Regions from separate parts of the Mus musculus genome. Here region 2 is linked to region 1. The links are chromatin contacts, found by Hi-C or POLR2A ChIA-PET in ENCODE. All regions are on one chromosome and are shown on one strand. The core of a region is the stretch at or near the end of the contact, and the rest is flanking DNA. Distances in the headings are between cores, read along the strand shown. Region 1 overlaps Cyth1 (cytohesin 1). Region 2 overlaps Cyth1 (cytohesin 1).

Evidence for each region. A loop is a pair of places that touch in the nucleus more often than their neighbours do. ChIA-PET counts read pairs that join two places held with the same protein, here RNA polymerase II (POLR2A).
Region 2: a loop to region 1 is called in a map of v-Abl transformed pro-B cells, with 2.5 times the contacts of the local background. The contact joins two enhancer-like sites. A Hi-C loop is called at or near these places in 1 of 37 maps with a recorded cell type or tissue (v-Abl transformed pro-B cells). POLR2A ChIA-PET finds 5 or more read pairs at or near these places in 1 of 5 experiments (Patski).

Annotation. Positions count from the first base shown.
Region 1 is chr11:118,179,724-118,184,644 of GRCm38, forward strand. It overlaps Cyth1 (cytohesin 1), which reads right to left. Exons shown (of 14, transcript NM_011180.4): 7 at 4,159-4,271; 8 at 3,042-3,190; 9 at 2,497-2,608; 10 at 479-481. Among named protein-coding and RNA genes, the nearest start is that of Gm38514, 44 kb to the left of the region's middle. Within about 2 kb of position 2,186, at least 1 of the 3 ENCODE cell types and tissues checked has a DNase peak (open chromatin) inside an H3K27ac peak, as active enhancers do.
Region 2 is chr11:118,240,374-118,245,294 of GRCm38, forward strand. All of the region lies in intron 1 of Cyth1 (cytohesin 1), which reads right to left. Among named protein-coding and RNA genes, the nearest start is that of Cyth1, 5.7 kb to the right of the region's middle. RefSeq lists an enhancer at 1-812. Within about 2 kb of position 2,336, at least 1 of the 3 ENCODE cell types and tissues checked has a DNase peak (open chromatin) inside an H3K27ac peak, as active enhancers do.

The sequences.
Region 1 (4,921 bases), core at 936-3,435:
GTGGAAAGGCAAATGGCCCAATATTGTCAACTGTTCAATCTTTTCCTAACTTTGTCAACCACGGTGGCAGAAGCATGTGACTTTGGGAAGTTACAAGATAACACCCTCTGCTTTGCTCCCTCACTCCAGAAATCAGGCTGATGCACGGATGGGAATTTGAATCCAGCAATTGCCATGAGCACACAGCTGACGTCTCCCTCTGCCTTCCTTGGCTGGCTCTGGGCTAGCATTGTTGACTACTCGCGGTTAGTTCTTAGAGCTCTGACCGGGCAGCTGCAGTACTGCTTCTGTGAACACTGCCCCAAACCCCTGATCCTGGCCAGTTCCCTAGGGACTGTACAGTAAGTTAGAAGCAGCATTAACACTACCAGCAATTAAAAAACAAAATAACCAAAAATAACAAAATTAAAAAAAAACAAAACGCTGCAGCAATGACAGTGGCCTGGCAGAGAGAGCGAGCAGGTGCAGGGTTACATACCTCCTGGAGTTTGGGGCAAGGAAAAGGAGAGCCAAAATCATGGAAACATATAAATGAGGGAGAAAAGAAAATTAAAACAAAGAAATCAAACCCGACTTTTTAATCTTAAAGTGCAGCGTACCAGTCCCATCTATGTATGCCTGGAGAGGGAGGTCAGCCTGCAGACACCGACAGGAAGTGACTACCCGTGCCGTGTGGCAAGACGTGGGGTATTCCCCACGTGGCTAACAGTGTCATGAATCCATTTTTCTAAGGCCAGTGTTTGCCAGACTCCTGACAAACCAGAGCAAAGTGAATGATATGCACTCTGAGAGAAGTGTCTTTCTTAAGATACTCAACACTTTTCAAAATGTGTGCAAGGATGCACACATGTACACCCATGGATATACATGTACATATGTGTGTACACAAGAATACACATGCTTATGGTTCTGTGCATACAGGGACATATACAGACAACTACAGATGGCACGAAGTCCTGCCCTGTACAGCACACAGACACACGGCTGAGTCTCAGTGTGTCACATGGAAACACCTTATCGAGAGGTTAGAAACATGAAGCCACGACCTCACGATGAATGAGTCCCACACTGTTAAACTTTTATTCTTTGGGGTCTTGCTCTACCAGCAAAAGCTGGCACCTCAGTTTCTTGGGCCCCAGGGATTCTCCTGCTCTGTCCCCTGTGTGTCTGGGACTACAGGTGTGCATCATTTCACTCAGCTGAAATTCTTGAGTTTTAAAAATATAGGATATCTCATGAATTTACATGCCATCCTGGTACAAGAACCAAGATAATCTCTGCTCTAATTTTAGTATCTCAGCTGTCAAAGCTAACACTTAGCACTCGCAGGGAGACAAACTTCCCTGGAGGGGGAAGTAAACCTAAACTCGGACACTTTTAAACTTTCCAGCACATTCCTCTTTATTGGTCAGGGAAGAATACTGTGGAGCAGAAGGCTGCCTGTGGGGTAACCATTTCAGAGCCTTTGCTTCAGACCTTCTGCTACCGGCCACGTCCAGACACTGCAAGGCTCTGTAATCGTTGAAGCGGTCTTAAAGAGAACTGTCATGTAACAACACAGTTTTGGGCCTTTTAAAGGAAATGTCAATCCTCTGCTATCTGGATGAGTTAGCAACAGAGGGTGTGTCAGTAGCTCTACTGGATGCTGTCAGTCATGGCCAAGAGTGGGAGGACTACTTATCACAGGTCGAGTAACCAAATGGAAGAGGAGCGGGTCTCTTACAACATCTGCCCTCCTGATACGGGAAGGCCAAGGCAGAAGGGTACTGGAACACGCTCTCTAGTGGTCAAAAAGCCTCCACACTTTCATGTGCAGAGAGCTCAGTGACCTGTCTATGTCTGACGATTAATAAAGCAGACAGAGGTGGACATGTGCGTGCATGAGAACCCACTGATTGCTATTTGGCTACTTTGTCACCTTCCTAGCAAGGCATGACCATAAATCTTAACAATACAGGCTCACTTCTGGCAGAGGGAAGAGAAGCGCACTGCAGCTCTTTGAATGACACAATCATTACTGTGACTGGTTGGTGGTTGATTGGGACTGCGAGGGGCCAGAGCATGAGGAAGAGTGCTGTGGATTGTGCTGCAGCCAAGGGCTCTAGGTTTGCCATGCACACTGCCTGTGGGAGCCAGATGCAGAGGGAAGTGATGATGCACTGGGTGGGCAGGAGTGCCAGGGTAAATCTGGAATGGGAATAGAGAGATGGATATGGCTGCTTACCCACCCAAGGGTCCAGGTCCCTGGAAAGTGCCTCAGGGAGTATGGCTGCCTACTTGGGACTGGTCACACAGTGCCCAGATACATAAGGACAATGTTTGTAAGGGCAGAGTCTGTGTCCAGGAGTCTGTTCTGTGGTGACTGCTTGTCAACAGCTCCAGAATGGTATGGAGGTGGACTGCTGTGACCTGCCCGCTTCCCCACCCCCCAGCCCTGTGTGCACATAGCCTTTCCTCCTAGGCTCTGTTGCAGGCCCAGCTGGGGGAGGGACTTACCGAGCTTGAGCAGCCAGCCCTCTCGGTCTGGATTGAAGAAAGTGTGTGTGAGGTCATTCCCATCATCTTCGGGGATTTTAAAGGGCTCGTTTTTGATGCTCTCATAGAGATTCTGGATAAAAGACCACACTGCATGTCTGATTCGAGAAGTGCCTGTCCTTCCTCCCTTCCTCTCTACTCAGTCCACAGGTAGTCTCTGTAAGGCACAGAGACTAGAAAAGAACATGGCCATTCTCTGCTTTCTAGCAGCTCACAGGGACAAAAATAAGATGCCTGGTGGATAATTAAGGAAAAAAGAAATAGCTGCCTGGAGCCTACTCAGGCCTCTCAGCCTGGAGCCTACTTGAGCCTTTAATTTTCAGTTTCAGATTTAGAAGCCACCTCCCATCCTGATTCTCAGCTGGCCTTTGTGAAATTCACATATTTAAATGAATTAAGTGATCAGGCACTCAGCAAGTTATCCTTCTGTCTCCTCTCCTATGATCCGGATCCCGTTCGAGTGCATGCTTTGCCAGCTGACATGAAGTGGCTCTGGCCCTGCTCACCCGGAGCAGCTCCTCCGGCAGGTCTCCTCCGTCGTTGATGCCTCGGTTCATGGCGATGAATCTCTCCACCGTAGGCTTGTCTTTGACATTGGGGTTGTGTAGGCTGGTGTTCAGCATTATGATTGCGAAGGACAGGACATAGCAGGTGTCTAGAAAGAGGAGACCAGGCTGTGAGAGCAGAGGAGACAGCTACCCAGGACAGGAGACACTGGCAGGAAGAGCAGATGAGCCAAGTGTACATATGTTCCCAGGCTTATGTTCCTGGAAGGGGCAAGGCACATGACCTCACTAAAGACACTCATTCTATTTTTCAGATATAAAAGAACAGGAAAACAATAAAACGGCTGGGAGTAGTGGAGCATGACGTTAGCCTCCATACTCAAAAGGCATATTTCTGTGAGTTCCAGTACAGCCTGGTCTATAAAAGGCCAGCTAGGGCTATACAACAAAATCTCAGACCAATACAATGTATCAAAAAGAAAAAATTAACTGCAATTCTATTTAGTAATAATTTGGTCTGCTTTATTTCTTCTGTATAAATGTGCCTATAAAATCACTTTACAGACACTATAATGCACTATCACCCGAGCATATGTATGAGATAGATACATACACAGGGGATAGGTATATACATTACACACACATATATATGCTTTTTTGTTAATCTTATCATTTTCCCATGCCAATATCTTCATAAGAACATAATATTTCTTTCTTTTTAAGGCAAGGTCTTGCTTAAGTAGCCTAGCTAGCTATATTCATAAATTTGCTTTTGAGACAGAGTTTCTCTGTGTAGCCCTAGCTGTCCTGGTACTTGTCCTGAAGACCAGGCTAGCCACAAACTCAGAGATCTGCCTCTTGAGTGCTGGGATCAAAGGCTACCACTGCCCAGTGTTAAGACATCTTTAATAGTTATATGCTTTGTAATTCTGAACCCAGTGCTGCACACACATGAGGCAAGCACTCCTCCACTAAGCACACCAGGTGTAGTGCTGGTCTTCTGGATACGTTCAGTCTTTCCAGGTTGTACACACCAGTAAGTAACTGTTCTTGGAATGGACTCAGCCTCTTGTCCTAGCTCTCCCTCCCCGACTCACACAGAGGCTCCCTCCCTCACCTGTAGACTGGAACACCCCAGTATTGCACTGACAGTACCGCTGGGCAAAGGCCTCCATCATCCGGTCAATCTTCTGGGCCTCTCCAGGGAGCCGGAAGCTCCACAGGAACTGCCTGAGGGTGAAGACAGGAGCATTGTTTTGACCAGTTTTGCTGCTAGTGTGGCAGTTAATAACACATGGGGAAGGAAGTGGGGGCTTCAGAAACTGAACAGAAGCAAATGTAACCACTGTGGCCTTAAATGAACTGAGAAGCCAAGAAGAACAGCCCCACTTTAGAGCAACACACAAAAGTGAAATACAGATCTTAATCATTTAAAATGAACTCTAAAGGAAGAATTCATTCAGGGCAGTCACTATGGAACCCTGTAAATCATATGGGACCACAGCCACAAGGTTAGTTCTGCAACACTGCATCATTAAAAAATCAGAGTTCAAAAAAAAAAAAATCTTAGGATTTATATCCACGGCAGAAAAAAAATGGCTTTAAAGGGCACAAAACAAGCTTGGTTTAAAAGCTGAAGCTGAAGCCAGTGGTGGTACATGCCTTTAATCCCAGCACTTGGGAGGCCGAGACAGGCGGATTTCTGAGTTCGAGGCCAGCCTGGTCTACAAAGTGAGTTCCAGGACAGCCAGGGATACACAGAGAAACCCTGTCTGGAATACAAAACAAAATAAACAAACAAAAAAGCTGAAGTTGAGCCATGTGGTGGTGGTGCACTTGGGAAGCAGAAGCAGGAGGATATCTTGAGTTTGTGGCCAGCC
Region 2 (4,921 bases), core at 1,086-3,585, 61 kb after region 1:
CAACAGCACCAAGGACAACGGGGCCTTACAGACCACCCCTAAGAAAAAGGGGTAGGTACATTCTAGTGCACAGCAAGCAAAAAGGTGCTGTCCCAACCCATGCTACAAGTCCCAGTCAACGATAGCAGAAAAACTGGCATCACCCTCCCTGAACAATAACCTAGTAAAATCTCCACCCCACCCCCAACTCCTGGGGCAAAAGAAGCAAAAACCCCATCAGCAGCCGTTTGAAAGGATGTGGGATTCACTTCTTGAATATTTCTAAATGTTTCTCCACCTCCTCCAGGCCTCTATTATTGCAACTGAAACTAAGCAACAATAATTAGACAGACAACCAGGCCGTGGCTGGGGATGAAGTACAGACAGGTTCAGGCAAGAGCTTTCCTTTGGAAGCCCACTCTGAAGGACTTTCATCTTGGGACCTGGGTGTGGCAGGTAGCCTGGTCAGGGGCACAGGCAGAGATCTGTCAGCAAGGACCTTCAGCTCAGGTTCTCCAGCCTCTGAGCGTGCTGGTCAGGGATGCCCTACCTCTAAGTGACCTCTAATCTGGTTCTGTACCCTTGAGACAGAAAGGCAACCATCTGGTTTATACCAGAGAGCTAAGTATCATACTGGTCATGGGTGCTTCGAACAGAGAAGACAAAACTCTGTCTAACCAAAGGGTCTCCTCTGACACATGCAACATTCAGAAAGGAGAGCGCAGTGCCTGCAAACCCACACAGGGCGTCTGTCAGCACAAGCCAGACTAACTGCCCATTCAGCCTGCAGTGTTTCCTCTAGAGCAGGTCTCAACTTGTGTTGTGGTAGCCCCCAAACATAAAATTGTTCTCGTGGAGCTTAAGAGATGGCTCAGCAGTTAGAGCACTGACTGTTTTTCCAGACTTTCTGAGTTCAAATCCCAGCAACCACATAGTGGCTCACAACCATCTGTAATGAGAGCTGATGCCCTCTTCTGGTGTGTCTGAAGACAGCTACTGTGCACTTATATATCATAAATAAATAAATCTTTTAAAAGAAATTATTCTTGTTGCTACTTCATAACTGTAATTTTGCTACTGTTATGAACTGTAATATAAATATCTGTGTTTTCTGATGAACAAAAAAGATGAATGGAATAATTCCATGAAAGGATTGGTCAAATCACAAAAGGGTTGTGACCCACAGGTTGAGAACCACTGCTCTAAAGGAAAGATCCTTAACTTTTTTACAGAATAACATAAAGCAGAAAACTTTTAATTTTAGGAGTGAAATCAGTGACAGGTTCAATGCAACTAAAATTGACCAAAATCTGACTCAAGCTCTCATCAAAACTGACACCTACTTTCTCTATGCTTAAAATATCAGAATGAGCAAACTGCGTAAATCAGTTGATTTGACAGAGGCCATTAAAAGGGTTCATCGCGGTTAAGGCACCACCATCCTATAGCCAGCCCATGATAAACAGGTATGCAAGACAAAGATTTCCAATCTGTCTAGGAACCAACAGATTTACTGAGGTATCCTTTGATGACCAGGACATCAGTTCCTATTGAAAAGCTCTTAGCTGCTAACCCTCCCACCAGGCTTCTTTGCACTTATGTGTACTTGTACCTAGTCCCCAACATGCTAACATCACCTAGGATATAACTATGGCAAGCATATGCCTCTAAGGCAGCCCTCAGTTCCATAAGTGTGTTCTTTTCAAGCCGAGTCATTAAGTGTGTAACTAAATGTGAAAACAATCAAAGTCATCCAGATCACAGAAGAACAAAGAGAAGTGGCTCTCTATATGTTAAATATGCCCAAGAGAGCCCGCACTCCTGCTGGGGATGGAGAAGGAAAGCAAACTCGATCTCCGTGACTGCTAGGCTACAGCCTGTATGTGACCCTAGGCCCCACAGCCTGCTCGAGATGCCCAAAAATTTAAAAAGCAGCTCTCTTCCAAGTGCCATTCTCCCTGTCTTGTCCAGAACACTGCATACACTTTGCTCTCTGAAGAGAGCAAAGGCAAGCCATGAAGACCCCATCTCCACCCGCTCACTCCCAAATCAACGTTCTAAGGTCCATTTCTTCCCTCTCGTGGGAAGAAAGAAAAGTCTTAAGCCAATGAGAAACAGCTCCAGCAAGAGCTGCTCCCAGTGATGGTAGCAGGAATTCCACTCTGGTCCTGAAAAGCAGCCATAGAAGGGGCTCATCCTGCCAGGGCTCCGATGCAAAATCATCACTACTGGGAAGTCACCTTGGATGGCCCTGTCACTCCTCAAAGCTTATCGAAAGAGGAGTATGGAGTAATCCCGAATTAGCTAAGATCCTGGCAAAACCCATACAGTCTCAATTCAGAGAGTTCCCAATTCTGGCAAGAGGCCAACCCCCTGTGAACAACCCAGGGCACAGGAAATCAGGTTACAAGGCTTGAGGTAAGAAGTCGAGAAGAAACAAGATCCCCAAGTCAGTCCTCTCTTGTGTAGGATGTGCTGTGTAGAAATGACCCTTGCTCTCAAAGCCAAGAACTGGGAAGTAGGACATACACTGATCAGTAAAGAAGAAGCCTCAACGGAGAGAGAGCCCATCACCTGCGTGGGCAGAGACTGGGAGACCAACCGGTGCTGAGAATCATGAATGCTGTGCTTGAAACATCAGCATTCTGTCAGGATCACTAATCCTGTCTCTCTTAAAGCTGACCTTTAAAACTTTAAAGTCCCAACTTGAAAACTATTGTTGAGACTGGAGAGATGGCTCGGTGGTTGAGAGCACTTGCTGCTTTTGTAGAGGACCTGGGTTTGATTTCCCAGCAATCACATGTTGACTCACAGTCCTCTGTCACTCCAGTTCCAGAGGCCACAATGCTCTTTCTAGCCTCCAGGTACACGAGGCTCTCATGTGGTACACATAAACACACTCAGGCAAAACACTAACACATTCAAAACTAAATTTAAAAAATATAAATTATGCCGGGTGTAGTGGTGCATGCCTTTAATTCCAGCACTCGGGAGGCAGAGGCAGGCAGATTTCTGAGTTCGAGGCCAGCCTGGTCTACAAAGTGAGTTCCAGGACAGCCAGGGCTACACAGAGAAACCCTGTCTTGGAAAAACCAAATATATATATATATATATATATATATATATTACTTTTTCAGTCTTCTTGATACCCATACACCTGGATCCCTGTGGCTCACTGTGCACACAGTTTGTCCTCTCTCTGATATAGACCCTCCTTCTGGCTGTAGTACAACACATGGATTCCATTGTGTTGTGAATAGTGATTATTTCTACTCAACAACCCTTTCTCACCAAAACCAGAGACAATTCTCTTTTTAGTCCATTCTCTAAAGTACCTGCAAGAGCCCTAAATAATAATAATAATTTTATGGGTTCATAAAATTAGGTTGCAACTGGCCAGAGGCCCTGCTGTCACCAACAGACTACCACCTGCATCCTCTACACCTGCCCTTCTCACCCATGTGTTGTCTGTGGCAAGACTCCCACAGTAACCACAATTCAGGACAGCTCTGTGTCCACAGACCACAGAGTTCTTCTCCTGGGGTACTCCAGTGCTTCGGCTACCACACCTAACCATGCACAGAAACCAGGTCAGATCCTGGCAGTTTTCAGTGACCATTTTGACAGGAGACAGATGAGAGGTGGTCCTGAAGGCCTTGGGTGCTACGTCTGTTTTTATCTCACCACCCTGGCCCTGAGAATCCTCCGTACACTTCCCTCATGAGACGACACCAAGCGTGCAGCTGGGCTTCAGTAGTCCCCACATGCTATGCAAATCAACTATTTTCCTGTGTGTCGTACCTCACTGCTCACAGTTTACCAAGAAACTGAAACCTAGATTTTCTCAACCCTTCTTAAATACTGATAATCTAATTAAAACTGCTTCTACTTTGCTTGCACAGGATCCAGGAGCTCAATGTGAAGGTTACGTCACAAGCATTTCAGGAGCAAGGTGGGTACAGGAGCTCTGGCAGGTCTTTTCTGTGAGAGAACTTTCCAGTTCACTTGAAAGCTTTCCTAAACCTAACGATCAATTCAGTTTGCCTATGTCATCGAAAAGGAGCAGAAACAAGGTGTCCAGAACGCCTTTGCTATGAGGAAGGGTACATTCCGAGGGTACTTTTTAAAAATTTTTATGTGGGGAAGACAGGCATGGTGGTACACACCTTTAATCTCAATGCTGGAGAAGCAGAGACAGATAGAATTTGTATTTCAAGGCCAGCCTGGTCTACGTAGCAAGTTCTAGGCTAGCCAGAGCTATAGAGTAAAACTGATTTCAAAAAAAAAAGATAGCTGAAGAGCTAGCTCAGTGGTGAAGAGCAAGAGCACTGGCTGTTCTTCTGGGGACCCCAGGTCTGATTCTTAGCACACACGTGGCAGCTTATAACCCTCGGTAACTCCAGTTCCAGGGGATCTGACCGTACCTGAAGACAAAACACTCATAAAATAAAAACAAAATTAAATTTGGATGGACATGATCCTTAGAGAAGAGGTTAACTGGGTATGGTGCACATCTGTAACCCAGCACTTAGGACACGGTAGCAGGAACATCAGGAGTCCAAGGGTATCCTAAGTGACATATTGAGTTTGTGGCAAGCACAGCCTACCTGACACCTTGTCTCAATTAAAAAAAAAAAAAGTTAACAAATGAATCTAGGAATGAGCCCCAGCCATGAAGATCCACTCTGAGGAGGCCCTCGCATGGATCTGTGTTCACAACCCTGTGCAGTATTACATAGGACCCTACCTCGATTCCAGTCAGGCCCAGTGTCTGTGTCCTAAACAAGATATATACAAGATCTAAGTTTACACTTTTTTTTTTCTTTCTGAACAAACAGTTGATCATATAAGCTGACAGTAATGTCTGGCAGAACACCACAGTGCCATCAGAGTTCTTTCTAGAGCCAGCAAAGCCACAGCCTGCATAGGTGTAGTTATCACA